2 separate regions of the Homo sapiens genome follow, and region 2 is linked to region 1. The links are chromatin loops, found by intact Hi-C in ENCODE. Cell type or tissue: Calu3. All regions are shown on one strand. Links, peaks and the distances in the headings refer to the core of each region. The heading gives the core; the rest is flanking DNA. Region 1 overlaps SNX9 (sorting nexin 9). Region 2 has its middle 140 kb from the start of SNX9.

What was found. A loop is a pair of places that touch in the nucleus more often than their neighbours do. Peaks named below come from ENCODE experiments on the same cell type or tissue, not always from the same donor. Only the 100,000 strongest peaks of a DNase experiment are listed, where the experiment ranks them.
Region 2: it touches region 1 in a loop (6-fold over the local background); 2 of 110 quality-filtered maps call a loop at or near these places.

What each region holds. Positions count from the first base shown.
Region 1 is chr6:157,838,632-157,851,207 of GRCh38, forward strand. All of the region lies in intron 1 of SNX9 (sorting nexin 9), which reads left to right. Among named protein-coding and RNA genes, the nearest start is that of SNX9, 22 kb to the left of the region's middle. RefSeq lists enhancers at 2,979-3,128, 7,625-7,714 and a silencer at 3,646-3,940. In Calu3, for the core only: no CTCF peak of the experiment used is centred there; DNase peaks (open chromatin) are centred at 2,990 and 5,760.
Region 2 is chr6:157,681,563-157,694,138 of GRCh38, forward strand. No RefSeq gene overlaps it. Among named protein-coding and RNA genes, the nearest start is that of SNX9, 140 kb to the right of the region's middle. RefSeq lists an enhancer at 7,329-7,830. In Calu3, for the core only: no CTCF peak of the experiment used is centred there; no DNase peak of the experiment used is centred there.

The sequences.
Region 1 (12,576 bases), core at 1,928-9,927:
TCTGACATTATGTTACTCATGATGTAGAAGAGGATCATTTCTCTAGTTTAGGGAATGGTGTTAAATACTTGAAGGCATGTTTAGTTTGAGGTCTCATTTAAAGAGCTCCTATTTTAGTGACTGACCTTGCAGGACAGAAAGTACATTTTAGAGAAGTGTAAATGTCCACTTTCCCTGGTTGTACTCTAAAATTTTATCTGGCACTGGTTAAACTAAGCCACTCTTAGGAACCAGTGAACATTCGAGGCAAGTAGTCTGTGCCCAGGCTTGTTCTAAATCCTTTGTGGCCGAGGACATAGCGTCTTGGAATGGTTAAAATGGATCTGCTCCTTTTGATTTCCAGGTAAGCTGTTGTTTGATGTGTTTTGTTTACCTGGTTTGCAATACCCAGAGCTTATTCTAGAGAAGGGATTCCCAGCTGGTGAATTGTCAGGGGATCTTTAACTCTTTAAAATGTATATAGATTCGGTTAATAAAATACAGGTTTACTTAAAAACGCTGGACTTCATAGTACCTTTTTGGTGTTAGGTATCAATGAATTGTCCTTGTGTATAATTACTGTTATATGTGTGTGGGGATGTATATATGTAATGAATTAATGTTGAGGTCATTGGCATTCCTCTGTGATTCATTATAGCTGTTACATAAAAGCCTATTTCCCCTATTAGTGTTTTGTTTCTCTTGAATTTTATATTTAGAATAAAAGAGAAATTATGTCTTTTATTAGAGATGCAATGAATGAATAAAATTAGTTCTACCTGATTATGAAGCATATGTATTTTCATGTAATGGTGATATAGCATAGAGATTAGGAGCCTGGGTTCAAATCCCAGTCCAGTTATTAATACATTACTTTGAAAAGTTACTTACTGCTTCACTTTCCTTATCTGTAAAATACAAATAATTGAATGGATTCAGGTGTGAATTCCATTGCACAGTCCAAGTGGGGGAAAAATTATAATTTTGCTTTTCTGTAATAATTTACAACAAATTACATCCCCGTCCTGCTGGGGAAGCAGACCTATAATATTTTAGTTCCCAGGCCACCGCCTCTTGCCCAGGGTGAAGCATAATTTGAGGGTGGGGATGGTAACCTAGTGCCATGGCCTTGAAGGTGTGACCCCATCTTGCCCTCCAGTCTCCTCTTTAGGCCTTTCCTCCTGCCCCTCAGTTTAGTAACTCTCTCCACCACTTCCTTGCTGTGCTGCTTGAGGACATGGTAACCACCTTGCTGGTTGTGCGCAGTATTGGGGCGTGAATCTCTGCAAAGCTCAGACCTTTCTGTCTTAATGTGATACATAGCTGTTTGGATTCTCCTATCCTCTCCGGTTGTTTCATGGTTTCACTAGGGTTCTGAAAGCAGGTGAAAAAAAACAAGAAAGCCTCACTGGGAAGGTGACACTCAGGTAGAGATCTGAGGGAAGGTGGGGGTGTCTTTGGATCTCGGGAAAGAGCAGACCCTCAGGCTGGTGCTTGGGGTGTCTTTGGATCTCGGGAAAGAGCAGACCCTCAGGCTGGTGCTTGGGGTGTCTTTGGATCTCGGGAAAGAGCAGACCCTCAGGCTGGTGCTTGGGGTGTCTTTGGATCTCGGGAAAGAGCAGACCCTCAGGCTGGTGCTTGCACAGTGAGGCCAGAGCTGAGGGAGCTCAGGGAAGAGGGGCTGCTCCCCAGGCTGAGGAGGCCCAGGCGACCACGGGGGCTTTGACATTTATTTGGCAATAAAACCATTGGAGGGTTTTCACCACACCCAAAATGACTGACTTTTACAAAAAATACTTTCTTTCTTTCTTTTCTTTCTTTTCTTTCCTTTCTTTCCTTTCCTTCCTTCCTTCCTTCTCCCTTCTCTCTCTCTCTCTCTTTCTTTCTCTTTCTTTCTTCTTTCTTTTTTAAAGAGTTGAGCTTGCCTTTATTACCCAAAGCTAACTGCAGGAGTTAACAGTCAGTTTGCTTTGATACTGGATTTAAGCCTTATTTTATCCCTTCTTAAAACTTAATTGATTGTATCTTATTAAAGCCACACTAGGAAAATCCTGTGCTCCATTTAAGTCAATCAGTAAGAGAGCTTCAGAAGGATTGACACAGTATCCTTCTCTATATGAGGAATACCCCAGTCAAATCAGCTGGGAGAAAAAACTTTGTAAAGAAATTTTTAAAAACCTCTATTATTTTGCATTCGAGATTTTGTCTGATAGAAAATTTCAGATTATGTTTCCTGGATATACTGAAAGTGAATACAAACGGCTCATCAGACCATTTGGCTGTTACCGTTATGCTGTTCACTCGACTGGTGGCCACATAGACATAAGCAAAGTACTTGCAGACTGCTGGATTTCTGACTGATGAAACCATTTCTGATCAGCGACTCACTGCATTTCTCTTCCGATGAGGGTCACTGTTTGCAGGGTGTCTGGTATAAACTTCCTGAAGCCCCAGCAGTCTTGAGAGCAGCAGTAGAAGAAAGCAGCTGGAACCCTGAGAACTGGGGCAGAATGCTGTTATGGGCTAAGAAGAAATGGCATCATCTTGGCTTAGAATTTGGAGATTCAATGAATCTTTATTCTTTCATGGTTCCATTAAGTGATTATTTTTAATATGAATTAGATCACTGGAATTTCATATTAGTCATGCTGAAAAATTCCACATCTGTGTGTTTTAATTTAGGGTCTTCAAGATGAAGGGCATCCCCCAATGATTAGGAGAGGCACAAGATAGAAATACAGATTTTATTACCTACAGGCCCTGGGAGTACACAGCAATCCTGGAGGTCACACACAGGATGGTCAGGGAGCTTGAAGGTCAGGAATTGTGAAGGGAGAGAGAGAGATTGAGACCTACCTAGAGACCCATGGGCCTTCATGGGGTCCAAACAGGTTTCCCCCAGGGAGGTTTAATTGGTTCCAGGAGGTCACACTGTGACTGCACAGCCCATGTGGGGTGTGGGGATCGGGGCCAGTGAAGTAGGCTGTGTGTAGCTTTCCCATGGGGAGGTGGTTGCCAGGAGGAAGTTGTCTAAGGCAGGTATCTGTATTAGTCATGTTGAGGAACTGGGAGGAGGTGTAGAACTGCACCCTCTGCCATGTCCAGGGTGACAGAGCCCTGCTTCTGCTACGACAAGGTCCCACTTATCTTCAAAGTGCATGCTGAGGCAACATAAAATGATAAGAATTTACTACACTGTGACTTTTAAACTATCATCTCAATGGTTTGGCATGATTCAATATTTTCTATTTTAACTTTTTATTTATAAAAATTTTAAACATGGACAAAAGTAGAACAGCACAGTGACACTCCCCTGTGTACTCATCACCCACCTCCACAGTGATCCTGGCCCGTTTTGTTTCCTCTAGCCTCCCCTCCCCTATTTTCCCCTTTCCTCATTATTTTGAAGCAAATTCCAGACATCGTTTCATGATAAGTATTTTAATATATATCTCCAAAACTGTAGACTTAAATAACTGTAATTCCTGTTATACTTAAAAATTCAGAATACATTCTTAATATCTTCAAATATCCAGTCTGTTGGTAGGCAGTGTAAACATATTCATAAATTAAGTTTGCTGTATCTATTAAGTTGCTTGATAGTATTAAGGTGAGAACAGTGCCATCTCTTACTGGTTGACATTTGTATGAGTCTGCCCATGTTAATGTAAAACAGATTTGCCACAGGTAATGTGACCATACAGGTAACATAATCTAACAGTTAAAAAATATATGCATGTCTTGCTTTTATCTTGTTGACTCCAGTGCTCTTATCAAAATCCTCATGATGCAACTGCCCAATGGGTTCACCATCACCACTGCCTAGACAGAATCGATTTATCAAGACAGGGGGATTGCAATGGAGTAAGAGTAATTCACGTAGAGCTGGCTGTGCGGGAGACCTGAGTTTGTTAGTCAGTCTCCCCGAGCATTTGGGGATTGGAGTTTTTAAAGATAATTTGGTGTTTTTAAAGATAATTTGGTGGGTAGGGGCTTGGGAAGTGGGGAGTGCTGATTGGTCAGGTTGCAGATGGAATCTTAAGGGGTTGAAGTTAGGTTTTCTTAATGTCTTCTGTTCCTGGGTTGGATGGCAGAACTGGTTGGGCCAGGTTACTGGTCTGAGTCCATCAAGTGCAGGGTCTGCAAATATCTTAATCACTGATCTTAGGTTTTACAATAGTGATGTTATCCCCAGGAGCAATTTGGGGAGGTTCAGACTCTTGGAGCCAGAGGCTACATGACCCCGAAATTGTAATTTCTTGTAGTTATTTTGTTAGTCCTGCAAAGGCAGACTGGACCCCAGACAAGAAGGGGGTCTTTTCAGGAAAGGGCTGTTACCAATTTTGTTTCAGAGTCAAACCATGGATCAAATTCTTTCCCAAAGTTAGTTCTGGCCTGTGCTCAGGAATGAACAAGGACAGCTTAAAGGTTACAAGCAAGATAGAGTTGGTTAGGTCTGATTTCTTTCAGTGTCATAATTTCCTCAATTATAATTTTGCAAAGGTGGTTTCAAGGAGATGAAGCCTTCTAAGCCTTTCTGTACAGCTTAGGTGGTGCCAGCAATGGGAGGATGCTTAGGACAAGGGTTGAAGAATTGACGAAAATGAAAATTGAAAAAGAAATATAGCTGACCCTTGAACAATGTGGGGGTTAGGAGCACCGACCGCCTGCCCAGTTGAAAATTAAAGTATAACTTTCGACTCCCCCAAAACTTAACTACTAATAGCCTGCTGTTGACTGGAAGCCTTATAACGCAAACAGTTAACACATATTTTGTATGTTATATGTATTACATACGGTATTCTTACAGTAAATTAAGCTAAAGAAAATGTTATTGAGAAAATCATAAGGAAGAGAAAATATATTTACTACTAAGTGGAAGTAGAGCATTAGGCCTTCATCCTCATTGTCTTCACATTGAGTAGGTGGAGGAAAAGGAGGGTGGAGTGGCAGAAATAGAAGAAACGGTGCATGTAAAGTGGACCAGACCTGTGTTGTTCAAAGGTTAACTGTACTGATTATCTTATTTTAACTTAAAATGTATAATGTGCATTTACTCACCAATCCTTTGATAGACAGACAGCTATGGTCTTTGTGTACTTCTGATTGCAGTGCTAAGTGATCCATTTTGCATAATCCATACTCAATTCATTGCAATTCTAATTTTTTGTTTCTTTTAGAAGAGCTTAAATAGTTTGAAGACAATTTCAAAGCATCGTGAGTACAGAATTCTAGATTTTAAAAAATTATTTCCCATTTGTCTTTTTTTTTTTTTTTTTTTTGAGATGGAGTCTCACTCTACCACCCAGGCCAGAGTGCAGTGGCATGATCTTGGCTCACTGTAACCTCCACCACCCAGGTTCAAGCAATTTTCCTGCCTTAGCCTCCTGCATAGCTGGGATTACAGGCCCATACCTCCTCACCTGCCTAATTTTTGTATTTTTAGTAGAGACAGGGTTTCACCACTTTGGCCTGGCTGGTCTCGAACTCCTGGCCCCAAGCTGTCTGCCCACCTCAGCCTCCCAGAATGCTGGGATTGTAACCGCCCAATGGGTTCACTTTGCCTGCCAATTTCTTAGAGCCGATTTCTCAGGACAAGCGGAATTGCAATAGAGAAAGAGTAATTCATGCAGTGCAGGAGACCGGAGTTTTATTATTACTCAAATCAGTCTACCCATAGAGTTTTTAAGGACAATTTGGTGGGTGGGGGAAGCCAGTGAGCCAGGAGTGCTGATTGGTCAGGGGTGAAATCACAGGGAGTCAAAGCTGTCTTGCACTGAGTCAGTTCCTGGGTGGGGGCCACAAGATCAGATGCCCAGTTTATTGATCGGGGTGGTGCCAGCTGATCCATCAAGTGCAGAGTCTGCAAAGTATCTCAAGCACTGATCTTAGGAGCAGTTTAGAGAGGATCAGAATCTTGTAGCCTCCAGCTACATGACTCCTAAATCATAATTTTTAATCTTGTGGCTAATCCTTGTTTTTTTTTTTTGTTTTTTTTTTTGAGACAGAGTCTCACTCTGTTGCCCAGGCTGGAGTGCAGTGGTGCAATCTCGGCTCACTGCAGCCTGCACCTCCCAAGGTCAAGGGGTTCTCCTGCCTCAGCCTCCTGAGTAGCTGGGACTATAGGCACCCGCCACCACGCCCGGCTAATTTTTTGTGTTTTTAGTAGAGACAGCATTTCACCGTGTTGGTCAGGCTGGTCTTGAACTCCTGACCTCAAATGATTTACCCACCTTGGTCTCCCAAAGTGCTGGGATTACAGGCATGAGCCACTGCGCCTGGCCGTCGTCCTTGTTTTAAACATCTTTGTTTCAAACTATAAATTCCCAAAGTTCGTTCAGCCTGCGTCCAGGAGTGAACAAGGACAGCTTGGAAGTTAGAAGCAAGATGGAGTCAATTAAGTTAGATCTCCTTCATTGTCTCAGTCATAATTTTGCAAAGGCAATTTCAGGATTACAGGCTTCAGCCACCGCACCTGGCCCTTTCCCATTTGTCTTTTTTTTTTTTTTTTTTTTAAGACGGAGTTCCGCTCTTGTCGCCCAGGCTGGAGTGCAATGGTATGACCTCAGCTCACTGCAACCTCCACCTCCTGGGTAGAAGCGATTCTCCTGCCTCAGCTTTCCGAATAGCTGGGCTTACAGGCACCCGCTACCATGCCCAGCTAATTTTTTTTGTATTTTAGTAGAGACGGCGTTTCACCATGTTGGCCATGCTGTTCTCAAACTCCTGACCTCAGGTGGTCTGCCTGCCTTGGCCTCCCAAAGTGCTGGGATTACAGGTGCGAGCCACCGTGCCCGGCCCCATTTGTCTTAACTGTTGTCTCACTTACACTTATTTTGACAGTAAACTTTTTAGCCATCTACTTACATTTCTTGGAAACAATTACTCTTTTTTGAACTCATGTTTCATTAGCTATGTAATAATTCAGTTGCATAGCTATAGTAACTTACTGTAATCACAACTGGTTCATGGTAAGTATATGATTCAGATGGTGGGGTCAGAATTTCCTGTGTATACTAGAGAGTATCCTGCAAAATGCAGGAGTTCAACATGCCACATATTTTATACAAAGCATAGACGGCATTGGTGAATCTGGTAAATTGATTGTGTAGCATACAGGCTGTGTGATACTCTCCCATTAGTCATAGTTTTGAGATTTATGGCTGGTTCCTGTGGTTGCTTAGGTTGGAGTATGGTTCTTGTGAACTGAATATTGGACTTTGAAAAGAATTGATAGTAGATGCTGAATTTGGTATTGTTTTGTTCTTTACTCTTATAACTTGATTGACTCCCTTAATAAATCAGTATCCTAGTGCCATATCATAATTTACAAAATGATCAGAGGTGCTTTTGTAACACTTTCAGTGTTATTGATTTGCAAGAAGGATCAGCTGGAAGGCACAAAGGATCCTGGCAAAATTCTGGTGAGAGGCGCCCGTCCTGCTGTGCAGGTGTCTCTTACGGCCCTCCTGATGAGATTGTCTTCGGCTTCTCTGCCTTCGCATCTGATGCATCCCTCACTTGGTCACCTTTTCCCCTCTGTCAGCTGCTGTTAGGCAAAATCTCTTCCTTTGTCCAAGTATGATTCATTCTTCCATTTTTATGTAATAAACTTTAAGTTAGCTCTTCAAATTTTATTTTATTTTTCCAACTTAACTCTCTTTGGCAGTCTTATTTTACCATATCCTTAAGCCTACATTTGTGCTGCATTAAAAGCCAGCTGTAGTTCTGTGGTGAGGTTTATGTTAGCTCTGTGAATCTAGAAAAGAAATTGCCCTGAAGAGGAACTGCTGATAAAAATAAATCGTAGTTAAGAATACTGGCCTCAGGCCAAGTATGGCTTAAAGCAGAGACCCATATTCCTCATGTAACCTAGTTGTATATGTATTTATGTCGATGACCTTAAGGGGAAGTATCATTTTGAGTAGCTTAAAGATCAGTATGTTTCACTTTAGTAATGTTCTTTACATACTTTGATATAAAGTATTTAAATTCTTTAAAAAGGCCCAGAGACTTGCAGATCATCTAGGCTGACCCTGTCATTTTTCATGTGTGAAAGCTGAGAGCTGGGAAATAAGTATTCAGTGTCTTTCACCTTACACAATAATTCATGGTTATGATGGTGACCTTGAGTCATAAGAAAAGGTTCTTCTTGGCGGAGTGTGGTGGCTCACACCTGTAATCCCAGCACTTTGGGAGGCCAAGGCAGGCGGATCACTTGAGGCCAGGAGTTTGAGACCAGCCTAGCCAACGTGGCGAAACCTCATCTCAACTAAAAATACAAAAATTTGCTGGGCATGGTGACGTGTGCCTGCAGTCCCAGCTACTTGGGAGGCTGAGGGATGAGAATCACTTGAACCTGGGAAGTGGAGAAGTGAGCCCAGGTAGCACTACTACACACCAGCCTGGGCAACAGAGCAAGGCTCCATCTCAAAAAAAAGATTATTCTTAATTATACTTTCAGAGTAAGCTTTTTATGAAACTAGGAGAGTCTGCAGGTTTTTGTTTTTGAGACAGGGTCTGGCTCTGTCTCCCAAGCTAGAATGCAGTAGCATGATACCAGCTCACTGCAGCTTCCACCTCTTGGGCTCAGGTGATCCTCCTACCTCAGCCTCCAAGTTAGCTGAGACCACAGGTGTGCACCACACTGCTTGGCTAATTTTTGTATTTTTGGTAGAGATGGGGTTTTGCCATGTTGCCCAGACTGGTCTTGAACTCCTGAGCTCAAGCGATCTGCCCACCTCCACCTCCCAAAATGCTAGAATCACAGTTGTGAGCCACTGCGCCCAGCCTTGTAGTACTTATTTTAAAAAGACCAAGAAAAATGATGAGGCTAAAGTTTTCCTGATGGTGTAGATCTTTGGAAAAGCTGAATAACCCAAATGCTATATATTCTATAGGAGTTTTCTTTCTGAAAAATATATATTTTTAAATTTCATCCATTTCGATTGTTGAGTTTTTGGGACTAAAGTGGCAAGCAGGAATGTGGGGAGGCCTTGCTGGGAAGGAGCCAGGCTATGTATATCTGTGCTGATGGATTAATAATTTCCACGTGGGCCCAGGAAGGAGGGAGGAAGCTTCATCATAGGTTACACGTCGTCTATTCTGGTTTTAGTAGTGCTAAAATCCTGTAACATATTTTTCAGTATATTTTACTTGTCGGTTGTGTAAATACTCCTTTTCATCTCTGAATGCTAATTTATTTGCACAAAAACAGCAGCAGGGAAGCCCTGTTGAAAATAAGGTATTAATTTTTATAACTCTCTTGGTAAATGTACCTTTGCATTATTTGGCCTCTGGCATTGTTTTGACCTGGCTTTACACAGTCCTTTATCTGGGCCTCCTGCCACCTCCCCACCCCACATTCTCCCTAGCCCCTGTTCCTCACTGGCAAGACCCCTCCTCACCTGCCTGCTGTAAAGCCCTTACTCTGTCGCATCACCTGATTAACTTCTGTAATTGCACTCACCACCACCTGGAATTGCTTTGCGTGTTGATGGCTGTGTCTCCTCCTAAAACAATGCTTCTGAGAGAAGGAGAACATCTTGTTCCTGGCTTTTCACCACTATGTCCCCCTAGAACAGCATTCATGGTACTAACTGCCTATTCAATATGTGTTGATAAAATATAAACATACCGGCTACCTAGCTTCAATCTGGTAGCTAGTCATTGGCTTTACCCACCCAGAGAATGCAGAATTTTAGAATTGGCTCTGATGGCTTTAAGCAGAAAAAACTGGGCAGGCTATTAGGGGAAAATTCTTCCCCCAAACCGTGGTAGAGATTTAGAAAAAGTGTAATTAAGACATGAAAAGGATAAGCGTTGGCATTTTGCAAAATAAAGTTTAATTTGTAAATTTAAAAGTTTAATGATTGCCTGTTAAAGTATTGGCTTTTGGTTCTTTTAGCTGGGGCAGTAAACCTAGATGAAGTGAAGTTTTTTATTTAAAAGAAACTGTACTTTCTGTACTTTGAAAACTGAACTAGTAAGATTGAATTTATTTGGAAATGGCAGTGAAACTTGAACTCTGTAAGCACCTCTTAGGTGGCAGATGCCGTGCTACCTGGTAAATGGCTGTGTCAGGTACTGTGCTGAGCAGGACTGACAGGGAGCTTACAGTTTAGAGAATGCAGACATGTCCACAAGCAACGATAGTACAGCAGCCGTAAAATGATAGGGGAAGGGTAGTGTTATAAGGCCGTCCATGGGAGGGATAGATACGTAACCGATTTTGCACGTCATAAAATGCTTCCCACTGGTGACATCTAAGCTGAGACCTGAAAGGTGAGTAGGATTTGGTCAGGTGAAGAAAGAGGGAAGGTTGTGACATGTTTATGGAATTGAAAATAGTTCAGGCCGGGTGTGGTAGCTCATGCCTGTAATCCCAGTACTTTGAGAGACCGCAGCAGTAGGATCACTTGAGCCCAGAAGTTTGAGGCTGCAGTAAGCTGTGATGCACCACTGCACTTCAGCCTGGGTGACAGTGAGACCTTGTCTCAAGAAAAGAAAAGAAAATAGTTCAATAAGTCTGGAATTTATCATTGAAGGTAAGAATTGTAAGTGATAAGGCCACGGAGGTGTTCAGGGTCAGGTGATCATATAATTTTTTAGTCCAAACTGGAATACTTTCAAGAAAAAAGAGGGTACAGTTAATTACACTGAGATAACAGGCATAAACTGGGGCTGGCCTGGATAGATGAGGATACATGGTCAGCCTCTTTATAAGCCATGCTTATTAACATTGGGGTTTATTTAGTGAACAGATAGATGTTGAGCACCTACTGTGTTCCAGGCATTGTGCTTGGGCTTTCTTGTAAGAGCTGTGGGAAGCACTGGAAGGTTTGAGTCAAGAGCGGCAATGCTTAGTGTGCATGTTCAAAAGGTCCTTGGCGCTGCAGGCGGAAGATGAATTGGAGCAAGGCGCAGCAGGTGTGCAGAGGCTGGAGGAGGCTTTTGAAGTGAATGAAAATAATTAAAGATGACTTGGACTGTGGAACTCACACATGGGATGGAGAGAAGTGAGTAGATTGTAGCAGTATTTAGAAAGTAGATTTGCCAGGCCTTTCTTAGAGGTGGAAAGGAATGAGAGGAGGAGTCAAGAGTACCTTTCAGTTTCTTTTTGGGTGAGTGGATAGGAGAAGTTCCATCTAGAAGGCTGGGGAATGCTGGAGAGAAGGCAGGGTCTGTGCTGGAATGCTGATGAGGCCTTGCTTGGTGTGTTGTGTGCTCTTGGAACTGCATGCAGGAATCTGATAGGTGACAGATTTTCAAGTCTGAACCTCAGGAGGAAAGATCTAAGAAATGGACTTGGGATTCATCAGTATAAAGATGGCAGGTGACGTTGTCAGAGTGGATGTTACCCAGGGAGAATGTCTAGAGTAAGAAGAGTGTAGGACCCTGGAAAACACAGACATTTACAGTGTGGCCTGGCTAATGCCTGGGCAAGGAGAGAAGGTGGAAAGGAAGGAAGAAAACCAGAGGAGGGCAGGTGTGGAGGGGCGAGGGGAGGAGAGTGTTTCAAGAAGGAAGAGTGGACAGCAATGTCAGACGCAGTCAGGCAGTCAGGTGGGTTGAGGGCCTAGCATGGTGATTGGATTTAGCAGTAAGAAAGCTGCCGGTATCCTTGGCCAGAGCTGTTTCAGTGGTGTCAGTGTGGGCAAGGCTTGACTAGTGCAGGGTGAAGAGTGAGTAGCAGATGAAGTAGACCCGGGGCATGTGGAAAACTTCTCTGAAATTTGAATTTCTTGATGTTAAGAGAAGGTATTATTCAAAGGAATATGTGGGGTTGAGGGATGGTTTCTTCTTCCTTTTTAAGGATGTGACAGACAGGTGGGTTAAACACTAATGGGAAGGAGAGCGTGGCGAAGTTGTAATCAGTGCGTGGATGGGAGGAGTAACCAACAGTCCCAGTGCAACTGGGTGGGCTCACATGCACATTATCTTTCGAGTTTGCTGGGGGAGTCTCTTCCCTTGGCTTCTCTTTTTTTTCCACTTTCTGAAGTTGGGGTAAAGGTCATGGGCCTGTTATGTAACCCCCAAGAGCTCCCTTAAACAAAAATTTGATAGTGGTGTTTCATTGTCAAGCTCCATACATCTGATAATGCTTGGTGACTGTATTTAAAATATTTTATTTTTCCTGAAGGCTCCTGGCAGGTCACTTTTAAGAGCATATATCTTCTTTGCCTTTTCAGCTCATGGCACTGCTGGCTGCCAGGGGCTGGGCCTGTGCTGGGGTGCACCAGCTGTCAGCTGAATAAGGCTAACGCCATAGAAGGAAGGAGCATGCAGTTAGGATACCATTCTGGTTTATTCCACAATTGTACATTTTTACTTATTTCTATGGTCTTTTGAAAATAGTGATAAGGCTGGGCGTGGTGGCTCATGCCTGTAATCCCAGCACTTTGGGAGACTGAAGTGAGTGAATCACTTGAGGCCAGGAGTTCAAGACCAACCTGGCCCACATGGTGAAACCCTATTTCTACTAAAAATACAAAAAAATTAGTGGGGCATGGTGGCACATGCCTGTAATCCCAGCTGCTCAGAAGGCTGAGGCAGGAGAATTGCCTGAACCTGGGAGGTGGAGGCTACAGTGAGCCG
Region 2 (12,576 bases), core at 1,986-9,985, 160 kb before region 1:
CCAGGGACCTCAGGGGGAGGTGGAGGTGACGAGGGTAACAGAGACAACGTCTAAGGCATTGAGGACCCAAACTCCCCCAGGGACCTCATGCTGACACCTGAGGGCCTCAGAGAAAAGCCCCCCTCCCTTATACTCCCCTCTATGTCCAACTGTGAGGGAAGGCTGCTGCTGTGACGTGAGTCCCTGTGTGGAGTTCAGCTGAGCCAGGAGCCAGTGCTACCCGGTGCTATGAGACCTCCTCACTCACCTTTGCAAGCCATCTGACACTCCCTGTCTCTTCTTGTGGATAATTTGGGATAAAATTGGGGTCTTAAGGCAATTAAGATTTCATGTAATTCTAATAGAAAAACAGAATAGTGGAACTTTCAAAAATATATTATCTGGCTGGGCGCAGTGGCTCACGCCTGTAATTCCAGCACTTTGGGAGGCCAGGGTGGGCGGATCACCTGAGGTCAGGAGTTCGAGACCAGCCTGGCCAACATGGTGAAACTCTGTCTCTACTAAAAATTCCAAAATTAGTTGGGTGTGGTGGCATGTATCTGTAGTCCCAGCTACTTGGGAGGCTGAGACAAGAGAATCGCTTGAACCTAGGAGGCGGAGGTTGTCGTGAGCCAAGATCACGCCACTGCACTCCAGCCTGGGAGACAAAAGTAAGACTCCATCTCAAAAAAAAAATAATAATAATAAATATATATATATATATAATCAATAGTAGGATAACTTGGATTATTTGCAGATTGCATGCTTTAAAAATAATTTTAAAATAAAAACCTATTAGCCAGTTCCATTAACAAACACCTGTTGGACATGTGACATAGTATTTGTTCTGAGTAATGGGCATTGCTCTTTGTACTATAAGCTGTAATACATATATGTTTTATAACACATGTGAAATGTTCATACTGCATTTTCTCTGGCAAAATAGATGACGCATACTCTCTACCAACAGATTACATTCCATAAATTGGCTTGGAACTTGGAATATATTTTTCCCATGGAAACAAAAATAGTAAATGGCTTTTAGACCCTACACCAGTTCACAAAATAGTTTACCTGAAATAATATTAATAGTCCTAGGACCTAAGCAACCCTAAGCATTCCTGAACCCCTAAACTTCTTTGAGTTCTGAGCCCTGAGCCTGGGTCTAAGACCCTCCAGCCCCAGAACCCCCTGGAGAATGGACTCCCCAGCCACTGCTATTTCTACCTCACTACCAGATAGATTAAATCCATCTTAAGAAACATGGAGCTCATCTGATTTCTTTAAAATCTCTACAAACAAACAAGAAAACAAAGAAAGCCTTAAATTTTCTAATTCCAGAGATTTCAAAATCTTTCAAATCTCCCTTATAATGTATTTAAGGATCTCTTAAGGAACGAACATTTCCTTTTTCTTGAAAGCCTATCGGAATTTCAGCTGAGATGATTTTCTGCCAGAAATTCTAGATAACTCTGCAGCTAAATCCAACTTGAGTAAACATGGATGACTCAGTGGGGACTGACACATTTTTGTTGTTAATATCCTGGATCAAAACATGCAGTATGCTTTGAAATATGCCTAGGTGACACATGTTGAAAAAAATTATTATTATTTTGTGAAGCCTTTTAGAAAGCTTTCCTTGAACTCATCAACACAACTGGAAAGCTACCAGGGAGATGATGACAAGCAAAGGTTTTTTTTGTTTTGTTTTGTTTTTTGAGACAGAGTCTCGCTCTCACTCTGTTGCCCAGGCTGGAGTGCAATGGTGCAATCTCAGCTCATTGCAACATCTGCCTCCCGGGTTCAAGCGATTTCCCTGCCTCAGTCTCCCAAGTAGCTGGGACTACAGACGTGTGCCACCACACCGGCTAATTTTTGTACTTTTAGTGGAAACAGGGTTTCACCATGTTGGCCAGGCTGGTCTTGAACTCCTGATCTCAGGTGATCCACCAGCCTTGGCCTCACAAAGAGTTGGGATTACAGGCGTGAGCCACTGCACCTGGCCTGCGGCATCTGTATCTTCTGAGATCTACTCTGAGGATTGAAAAAAAAAAAATTTTTTTTTTTGTGATGGAGTTTCCCTTTTGCCGTCCAGGCTAAAGTGCAAAGGCCCCGTCTCGGCTCACTGCAACCTCCACCTCCCAGGTTCAAGCAATTCTCCTGCCTCGGCCTCCCGAGTAGCTGGGATTGAAATTTAATCAGTTGGGTCAGTGTGGCAGCTGTGCTAGAAAACACACTTTCTGGAGATAATGAGAACAGATGGCTTCAGAGGCCACCAAGGGTTGTTTCCAACCCATCTTCTCATGGAAATGCCAAATAGGGTTCACCATGTGCCTGGATAACAACCGCAGGTCGGCAGTGCTGAGGCCACGGTGAGGCCCTGTCAGCTGATGCTCTGCTACCTATCAGGACTCCTGGTTCCTTGCCTTCTGCAGCTGTCCTCCTAAGATCTAGGTGAACATTGACTTTATGCAATAAAACGCAATCCCAGAGCATGATGAGCGGTAACTGAACGTGTAAATGTGAAGGGCCCTTTTATGAAGCACAGAAACCACCTCCAGTTCACCTGCAACGCTGTTGTGGATCTCTCTGCCTGTCCCCCAGGCTTCTCAAGGCACCCCTCCCTTCCATAACATACAGGATGTTAACTAGGAACCTCATGAAAGGGAGCCGGTCACCTCTGGACATGTCGGCTCCCCTGTGATGGGAACTTCCTCCTGACCAATGGGGTTCTGTATGTTCTCAGGAACTGACACGTGAGCTTCCAGCTGATGTGGCTGAATTCTGCATTATTAATTTCTGCATTATTAGAAATTCTGCATGATCAGAAAGAAGGGACTGGCATTCATTCCCACCAAACACCTCCTTGTCAGTTCATCCTGCTCAGCATCTGCTCTGAGAGGTCTTCCGCAGGCCCCTTCTTCAGCACCCGTCACCTGCCAGGGAGGAGACGAGTCGCTTGGAAGTGTTTAGGGGGATGGTGCTTTTTCTAAGAGGGGAGCAGAAGAGCTTTTTCTTTTTTTTAACAGAATCTGCTTCCATTTTTGTAACCCATGGTAACAAGCTGAACTACATTCAACGCTCAGTGTTTTATGTAAAAGCCAATGAGTGCCCATATAACCCACAAGAAGACACCAGATATGATCTGCCTCTAGACTGGATGCTGAGGCGGTTTGCAGCAGCAAGCGAGGATGAGGGTGCCCTGGAGCAGAGGCAGGGGAGCAGCAAAGCCAGGACCATGCCCTCAAGTCACCCCAGACTGAGCAATCTCCGCCATGGGGCGCAGGCATACCCTGGGAATCCCACGTGGAGAGTTGCTCCTGACTCACAGGCCTGGGCCACCCCTGACCACGATGGGGAGGATAAGCAGTGATGCCCTCATGTGAATATCTCAGGGTTTTGACATTTTTATTCTAAGAAATAAAAGGAGAAAACTCCCTGCTTAGTCGAGTCACAGAAAGAGCATAATGACTTCTGCACATGCCCATGATCTGTAGACCTCAGCCCAGCCGGCCCTGGCTCTGGATGCTCACACAGGAATCTTGTTCAAGGTCCCTCCAGTGGCAGGAAATCGCTTTAAAGACCACCTAACTGGGTGTCCCACCTCAGATCCATGCCCTCCACGGGTCATAAAACCAGTGTAGTGGGCGCAAACCACTGTCTTCTTTCTAGATAGAAGGGGTGAGAACAGAAGGATGAGAATAGGAAATGCCAAACTGCTTTGCCTGGAACAAGGAGAAACAGGTCCTGGGTCATGACATAGATATATTTTCTTATCATGGTCAAAAAGAAAATCTGAAAAAACTGTTCAGTTCACCCATTCCTGCCCCAGCTTACAAAAGAGAACCCTGGAAACCAGAGAGCTGAGAGGTCATATCCAAGGTCACAGAGGTGGCCGGGACAGAGATGGCACAGAGTGGAGGTCAGCCCTTCTCGAACCATGAGTGATAAAGAACAGTGTTCACTGTTTTAAAAAATTCCTATTCATTGCACATTAGTACTTGTATAAAATATAATTTTTAAATTACTGGGGAAAAAATTTAAATAGGTAACGAAAAGTCCCACTGTTTCATGATTAGATGTATTAGACATACTCTGTCCAATTGCCGTAGCTGTTTCTAAACACATACGCCATCTCTGTATTATCTCATCGGGGACCAGGATCAAACAGTTGCATGGTGCCGAGCTGCACTTGCTTTGAGTAGCCTCGTGTGCAGTGGAGGATTAACCGTGTCCTTAGAGAGGACTGGCTTCTGTCCTCTGCTAGTCATCTTTAAGCCCTTGCAACTGTCTGTGTGGTAAGAGTCTCTCTGCTTATCTGGGGGGTTGGACCGGCCAGGCAGTCTGTGCTGGCCATGTGGGTTATGGCCCCAAGGATCAGCTTGGTCTCTGGAGGGGCTGCAGGCCCAGGCCAGTGGTAGAGATAGCCAACCTGTCCCCATGACCCACCCCAATGAAAACTCCAGGCCTGAGGCTTGGGTGAGCTTTTCTGGTTGGCACTATTCCATGCCTGTTGTCTCATCATTGCAGGCAGAGATGGGCCCTGTCCACACAGCCCCTCTGAGAAAGGACAGCCAGAGGCTCTGCACCGGCATCTCAGACTCCACCCTGTGTGCCTCTTGCTTTGGTTGACTTTGATCTGGATAACTTTCACCGTAATAGAACTGCACATAGAAAGGCTCTTCGGAGTTCTGTGAGTCCTACTAGCCAATCATCAAACTGAGGGTGGTTGTGGGGAGCCCCAACCTTACACTGGGTGTCAGAATTGAGGGTGGCCTTGGGGACTCCTGAACTTTGCACCCTGGTACAGGCAACTGCTCCCAAACTGTGTTCTGAGGGTCCCCTAATGATTCCCCAAATCTGTCATCTCTCCCACCCACAAGCCAGAGCCTCTAAAATGCTGTGGTGCAGACACTGAGGGTCTTGCTCGTAGAGAAGCATGTTATCTGAGGGCTGGGGGGTCGCCAGACATTACAACTTTAGCAACCTTTTTAAAAAATGGTATCAACCAGCAAAGAGCAAGAAGCAGAGGGCAAGTAGGTCTTAGTAGGAAAATGAAGAACAGCTGACAGGATAAATCACTGTAAACATAAAGCTAATTCCCTTAAGTGCCATTCTAGACCTAGACCAATTTGTTAGCTTAAAAAAAAAAAAAAAGAGAGAAGAAAACATGGCTTATACTTTGGTTTGCTCTGAACACTGGCAAATTTAACATACTCAGAAATATTTAAAATTAGGAGTAATAAAGAGAGTTGTTTGGGATTTTTCCTCCTAATTTTCTAGGGAAAATGATAAAATCCTTAGCTAAAGAAATACATTGTTGTCTTTGGGAGGCTGAGGCAGGCGGATCACAAGGTCAAGAGATCCAGACCATCCCAGCCAACATGGTGAAACCCCGTCTCTACTAAGAATACGAAAAAGGCTGGGTGCGGTGGCTCACGCCTGTAATCCCAGCACTTTGGGAGGCCGAGGTGGGCAGATCACGAGTTCAGGAGATCGAGACCATCCTGGCCAACATGATGAAACCCCATCTCTACTAAAAAAATACAAAAAATTAGCTGGGCGTGGTGGCGGGCGCCTGTAGTCCCAGCTACTCAGGAGCCTGAGGCAGGAGAATGGCGTGAACCCAGGAGGCGGAGGTTGCAGTGAGCCGAGATCGCGCCACTGCACTCCAGCCTTGGCGACAGAGGGAGACTCCGTCTCAAAAAAAAAAAAAAAAAAAAAAAAAAAGCTACAAAAAATGGCTGGGCATGGTGGTGTGTGCCTGTAGTCCCAGCTACTTGGGAGGCTGAGGCAGGAGAATCACTTGAACCCAGGAGGCAGAGGTTGCAGTGAGCCGAGATCACGCCACTGCACTCCAGCCTAGGTGATAGAGGGAGACTCTGTCTCAAAAAAGAAAGAAAGAGAGAGAGGGAGGAAGGAAGGAAGGAAGGAAGGAAGGGAGGGAGGGAGGGAGGGAGGGAAAGAAAGAAGGAAATAAAGACATTGTTGCTGAAAAATTTCAAGAGGTGTTGCAGGCTTCAGCAATGTAAGATGTTAACTAAGAGCAAGAAGCAGAGGTGCTTGGGTTTGGGTAAAACCCTGAGCTTGGAGTGGGGGAGGGAGGCGGTCCTGCAGCCTGCTAGGTGTGGGAGCCACACATCCATTCTCTCAACACCACTTCTTGAAAACCGCTCTTGTCTTCTCATTGTTTGAAGACATGGCGGATTGCTTGGTTGTGAACTAAGAGCTAAGCCACACTCAGTGGAGGAAGCCTCGGAACCCTGTGGTTGTGCACACCCAGGAGACCTGTGTGGACACCTGTGTGGCTCCCCTTGCATAAGGAATTGTTTCCAACTCAGGTTCTTCAGGATCTGAAAACTACTGTCGTGAAGGTCACGTGCCAACAACAAGAAACCAGGGACATCCTGTAGGATATGAATGGGCAGTGAGGCGGGACCGCAGGGGGCATTTCAGAACTCCCCACATGACAAGGAAGTAGCTTCTGTGGGCCCCGATCTCCATCACTCTCGGCTTCTCCCACCTCCCCTGTGCCCAAGCCTGTTGGCAGCAGAGCGGAGGCGATGCCTCCAACGTCCTTCAAAGCAGCAGGTCTCAAATGTTGGGGCATGAGAATCACCCGGAGGACTGGAGAGAACACAGGTTGCTGGGCCCACCCACAGAGTTTCTGATTCATAGGTTTGGGATGAGGCCTGAGAATGTGCATTTCTAATACGGCTCCAGGTGAAATCGATGGCACAGGTTTGGGAACATACTTTGAGAACCACCGCTATAAAGAGTGGCAGGTTGGTCTGTTTCCGTGGACAGGGAAAGAGACGGCAGGTAGTCAGAGTGATGGAGTCCCTGGGAAGAGGAGGAAGACAAGGGGGATGGATGCCAAGGCCACTTACATCCATCACCACGTCAGGGCTTTGCACCGAGGTTGTGTAACTGTTGGCCTAGCCAGACCTCACCATGGGGAAACCAAGCAGGAGGAAGACTCCACTTCTCTGTCTTTCTCAGTGGGTACTGAGTAACACAGTGGGCCACGTGTTGGCCAGGTGCTGAGAATCCACAGGTGAACCTGACCCTGTCCCAGACTCCTGACTCCTCAAGGAGCTAAACAGCCTTCAAATTAAAAAGCCTCAAATCAGCAGATAACCCAACAGCGACCAGTTGATACTCAGGCAGCAGTCAGCCCGTCGGCGAGTGCTGGAAACGCAGGATTTACACTGATGACGTACACAGTGTGTGCCACTTGGGCCTGGGAGGATTGACAGCACGGTCACAGACGGTCATCCTTACAGGATTCGCACCAGGTACCCCCTCGATTCTTTGCTGTGCCACCACCCTCCACTCACTGAGTCGGGGCCCCTCTTGGGGATACTGGCACAGCCCAGAAGATAGAAGCTGATTCTTACCTGGAGCTGCCAGCAGGCTTTTGTTAAGCCAGAACAGAGACAGTAACAGGAAGAGAAAAGCCCCTTTGAGTCTGCGTATAAATAAAGACCTGGAAGGGTACCAGCAGCCAGTTTCCTTCCACCACCCAGAGAACAGCTGAGAATTCTGTCCGGACTGAGGGAAGGAGATTTCCCAATGGCAGATGGCAACCAGAGAGGAAAGCCTGCCCCCTCCAGGGGTTTTGGAGGAATCCGAGAGCAGAGGGATGGGACTGTGCCTCTTGGGTCGAGTCTAAGGACACAGCTCGTCTCCCAGCTGGCATGAGAGCAGCTAGTGGAAATCAAGGCAGGCCAGGTAACGGCCGAGAAACAGAGGGAGCCCCGTCACCAGCTCCCAGCCGCTCTGTCCAAAGCCCCAGACAGGCAGAGAAGAGCAGCTGGAAGTGTCCTGTGCCCTGAGCCGCGCCCAGAGGTGCACTCGTGTACAAAGCAGGGAAAAGGTCCTCCCCACCGCTCCTTCCTTCTCCCTGAGCCACGCCCAGAGGTGCACTCGTGTACAAATCAGGGAAAAGGTCCTCCCCACTGCTCCTTCCTTCTCCCTGAGCCACGCCCAGAGGCGCCCTTGGGTACAAATCAGGGAAAGGGTCCTCACCACTGCTCCTTCCTTCTCTTGGGGAAATGTCCTAATAGGCTGATTTTTGTAAGAGGACAGCACGTTGCTACTATAGGCACAAAATCTTCTGAGCCAACACACAGATCCGTGATGTCTACTGTGTGAGCAGCACCTGGGGGCCGTGGGGGGTCCCTTCTCCACAGAGGCCACCGAGCTGAAGGTGATCAAGGACCAAGGCGTCTTCTCAGATGAAGGGAAGCACACACAGCCCAGGATGAGAGGGAAGCTCTAACTCAATAAACGAAATGGCTTAGACAAGGTTACCTAGAAATGCCTGCACCGATGCTTCCCACACAGCGTGGAGCATGGGGACTCAGAGCTGGAAATCAAGTAGTTATCAAAAGCAAGCTTTTTCTCACCACGTGTGTGACTGTCACATTCATAATTGTCATAAAGAGGCACTTGGTCCCTGGCCACGTGGAGTGTCTACCTCAGTAGTCTGTGGGGCCATCCCAGGGCAAAAGTGGCTGCTGCCCACATCTCCAGCCTCTGCGCCTCACATGCACCCCCCGCAACACCGACTTGCTCCTGGGGCCTGGAACCCCCTTCCCAGTGCCACGTGCTCACACCCTCTGCCCAAGTTACTGTCTCTCCTGAGCACTGTCCAGCCCCTTGCTTTGCTTTTTGACTCTTCATGGCAGTTTTTGCTTGCTGATATTATATGCAATGTTGAAGTTGTTTATATTCTGTCTTCCCTAATAGAATATGTAACTTCCATTTGAAAACAAGGACTTTGTCTTGAATCAGGGGATCTGTTTCCCAGTGCCTCGAGCACTACCTGGTGCAGAGTAGATGCTCAATGTTTACGGAATGGATGAAGATCTTCATTTAGAGGAAACTCTACCTTGCGGCGAGCCAACTGCTCCCTGCCGCCATTCAGAAGCTGTGTTTGCTGTTCTTGTCCGGCCAGCCTTGGCTCCAACTTGAGAAAGCCCATCAGGGTGTCATTTCCCTACTGAGCTCACCCCAGTTCAAGAAATACCAATATCCTGCGTTTGCGAGAAGGATCTTACTTTTCTCTAGTTTATGGATTTTTTTTTTTAGCACGGTCATCATAATTGCTTGGGCCCAATGCTGTGTAAATGCTCCTAGCTAGTTTGAGCTCCAAAAAAAAAAAAAAAAAAAAAAGCAGCAGCAGCCAGTGGGAGAATGAAAAGAAATGGCTGTCTTCCATCTCCATTTTAAAGCAGGAGGAGCTCGCCATCATCACCGCCACCCAACGAGGGGAAATATTGAGCAGACGATTCACCAGATGCTGAGCAGACTGCAGTTACCATGGAGTCGGAGCGGTGACAGACAGTTGCTGTCTGTCCAGGATTCATGGGTGGTGACAGCACAGTGGGATAGCCCAGCCCTCGGGTCCCCTTCCACCCCCACACCCTTCTCGACTTCTGCCACCTGGTTAAGGCCCTTTCATGACTCATTGTCCACTGGCACTCAAGGAGAGGGGAATAAATAACCTTAAATCAGCCTTTTATTTCTGACAGGGTCTTGCTCTGTCACCCAGGCTGGAGTGCAGTGGTACAATCTCAACTCACTGCAGCCTTGACTTCCCAGGCTCAAGTGATCCTCCCGCCTCAGCCTCCCAAGGAGCTGGGACTACAGGCATACAACACCACACCTGGCTGATCTTTGTATATTTTGTAGAGACAGGGTTTCACCATGATGCCCGGGCTGGCCTCAAACTCATGCAATCTGTCTGCCTTAGCCTCCCAAAGTGCTGGGATTACAGGCAAGAGCCACCATGCCTGGCCTAAATCTGCCTTTTAAAATGAGCATGGCAGCAGCTGTGGTCCCAGCTATGAGGAGTAAAGAGATAAGGTTCACATTTTCCCTAAAAGGATATTTGGGATAATCCCTGGCTAGACCAGAAGCTCTCTCTGGGCAGGAATCTGTGCTCCATAAACATTTGCAGAATGCAAAGGAGTGAATGAGCCTCCCCATCTGCAGGCCCTCACCTGCCACCCTACTAGTTCCCTCCCTTCCTTACACTCTGTCCCGTACCTGCCACCCTACCAGTTCCCTCCCTTCCTTACACTCCGTCCCATACCTGCCACCCTACCAGTTCCCTCCCTTCCTTGTCACTCCGTCCGGTACCTGCCACTGCCACCCTACCAGTTCCCTCCCTTCCTTACACTCCATCCGTACCTACCACCCTACCAGTTCCCTCCCTTCCTTACACTCCGTCCGTACCTACCACCCTACCAGTTTCCTCCCTTCCTTGTCACTCTGTCCAGTACCTGCCACTGCCACCCTACCAGTTCCCTCCCTTCCTTGTCACTCCGTCCAGTACCTGCCACTGCCACCCTACCAGTTCCCTCCCTTCCTTGTCACTCTGTCCCGTACCTGCCACCCTACCAGATCCCTCTCTTCCTTGTCACTCCGTCCCGTACCTGCCACCCTACCAGATCCCTCTCTTCCTTGTCACTCCGTCCAGTACCTGCCACCTACCAGTTCCCTCCCTTCCTTGTCACTCCATCCAGTACCTGCCACTGCCACCCTACCAGTTCCCTCCCTTCCTTGTCACTCTGTCCCGTACCTGCCACCCTACCAGATCCCTCTCTTCCTTGTCACTCCGTCCAGTACCTGCCACCTACCAGTTCCCTCCCTTCCTTGTCACTCCGTCCAGTACCTGCCACCTACCAGTTCCCTCCCTTCCTTGTCACTCCGTCCCGTACCTGCCACCTACCAGTTCCCTCCCTTCCTTGTCACTCCATCCCGTACCTGCCACCTACCAGTTCCCTCCCTTCCTTGTCATTCCGTCCCATCTGTCCTTCCCACTGGCCAGGGTCCTCCTGAAAAGCAAACCCAGTCCTGTCTCTTCCCTGTTTGAATCCCTGATCACTCATCCTCAAACCCAAACTCCAATAACCCTGAAATGCAGCTTCCCCGACCCCGCCGCGTGCCTTCACACATCCACCCCATCTGCCTTGAACTGCATGTCCCCTCCCTGCCCTTGCCCCATTCATGTCTCCCAGGCCTTCGGTGATTCCAACCTCCAACCTCCTGAGAGGCTCGTGGGCCATCTCCTTACTGCCTCCCAGTCCAGCCTCCCCTTCTGTGTGGGGTGGAGCCCCCTCCTAATCCTAAGGCTCTGCTTCACGGAAATGCAGCGTTCTCCTCCTGTGCACTCTGTGTCAACCTGTTCACCTGTCCTCCTCCAGTAGCCTCTGAGCTTTTTGAGGGTACAGAGAGAGTATCTTTTATCTGAGAATCTCCCATTCCTGGCATATAATAGCCACTCAAAAAGTATTTTTTTAATCAGTAAGTGAATGATGAATGTATGAGTTGTTTTTGTTACACTTTTCATTTATTCAAGATGATAGAACCACAACATCCGAAGTCAATACTTGAAATAATGGCCAAAACATAATTATGAAGAAACACTGGTCACTACGCACCTATTAGAATGGCTAAAATCCAAAACACCAACAGCACCAATGCTGGTGAGGGTGTGGACCATAGGAACTCTCAATTCACTGCTGGTGGGAATGCAAAATGGTACTGCCACTTCAGAAGACAGTTTGTCAGTTTCCTACAAGAGGAAACATATTCTTACCATATGATCCAGCAGTCGTGCTCCTTGGTATTTAGCCAAATGAATTGAAAACTTCTGTCTGCACAAAAACCTGCACACGGATGTTTATAGCAGCTTTGTTCATAATTGGCAAAACTTAGGAGCAACCAAGATGTCCTTTTGCAGGTGAATGGATAAATAAACTGCGATACAGCTAGATGATGAGATGATTCAGTGCTAAAAGGAAATGAGCTTTCAAGCCATGAAAAGACATGGAGGAAACTTAAATGTATGTTACTAAGTGAAAGGAGCCCATCTGAAAAGGTTACCTACTGTATGAGTCCAACTGTATAACACTCCGGAAAAGGCAAAATTATGGCGACAATAAAAAGATCAGTGGTTGCCAGGGGTTGTAGAGACAGAGGGGTGAACAGGCAGGCACAGAGGAATTCTAGGGCAGTGAAACTACTCTGCATGACACTGCGGTGGTGTACACAGGTCACACATTTGTATAACACCGAGAGTGAACCCTGATAGAAACTGTGGACTTTGGGTGATAATGATGTGTCTATGTAGGACCATCGGTGTAACAAATATGCCACTTGGTGCAGGACGTAGATGGTGGGGGAGGCCGTGTGTGAGTCCCAGCAGGGGATGTATGGGAACTCTCTGTGATTTCCACTCCATTTTGTTGTGAACCTCAAACTGCTCTAAAAAATATTTTAATTTAAAAACAAGAAACACTGGCCGCATCTTCAAGGAAGTAATGATACGACATGAATGATTAAAGCAAATATATGTACACCAAGGATGAATCATGAAACCAGCTAAGGACATTCCCATGTGCCTCACCCATGAGAAGTCACAACAAGTGTGACCGTCCCATGGGATGGGCTGGCACCGATCCTGGCCTCGGGCAGCACTGGCAGGCTCTCTTTCCCCCAGATCAGCCCCCCTTGTTAGTGCCTGTTCCTGTCTGCAGACAGGGCTGTTGGGATGTGAAGTTACAGTCCATCGCAAGTGAGAGC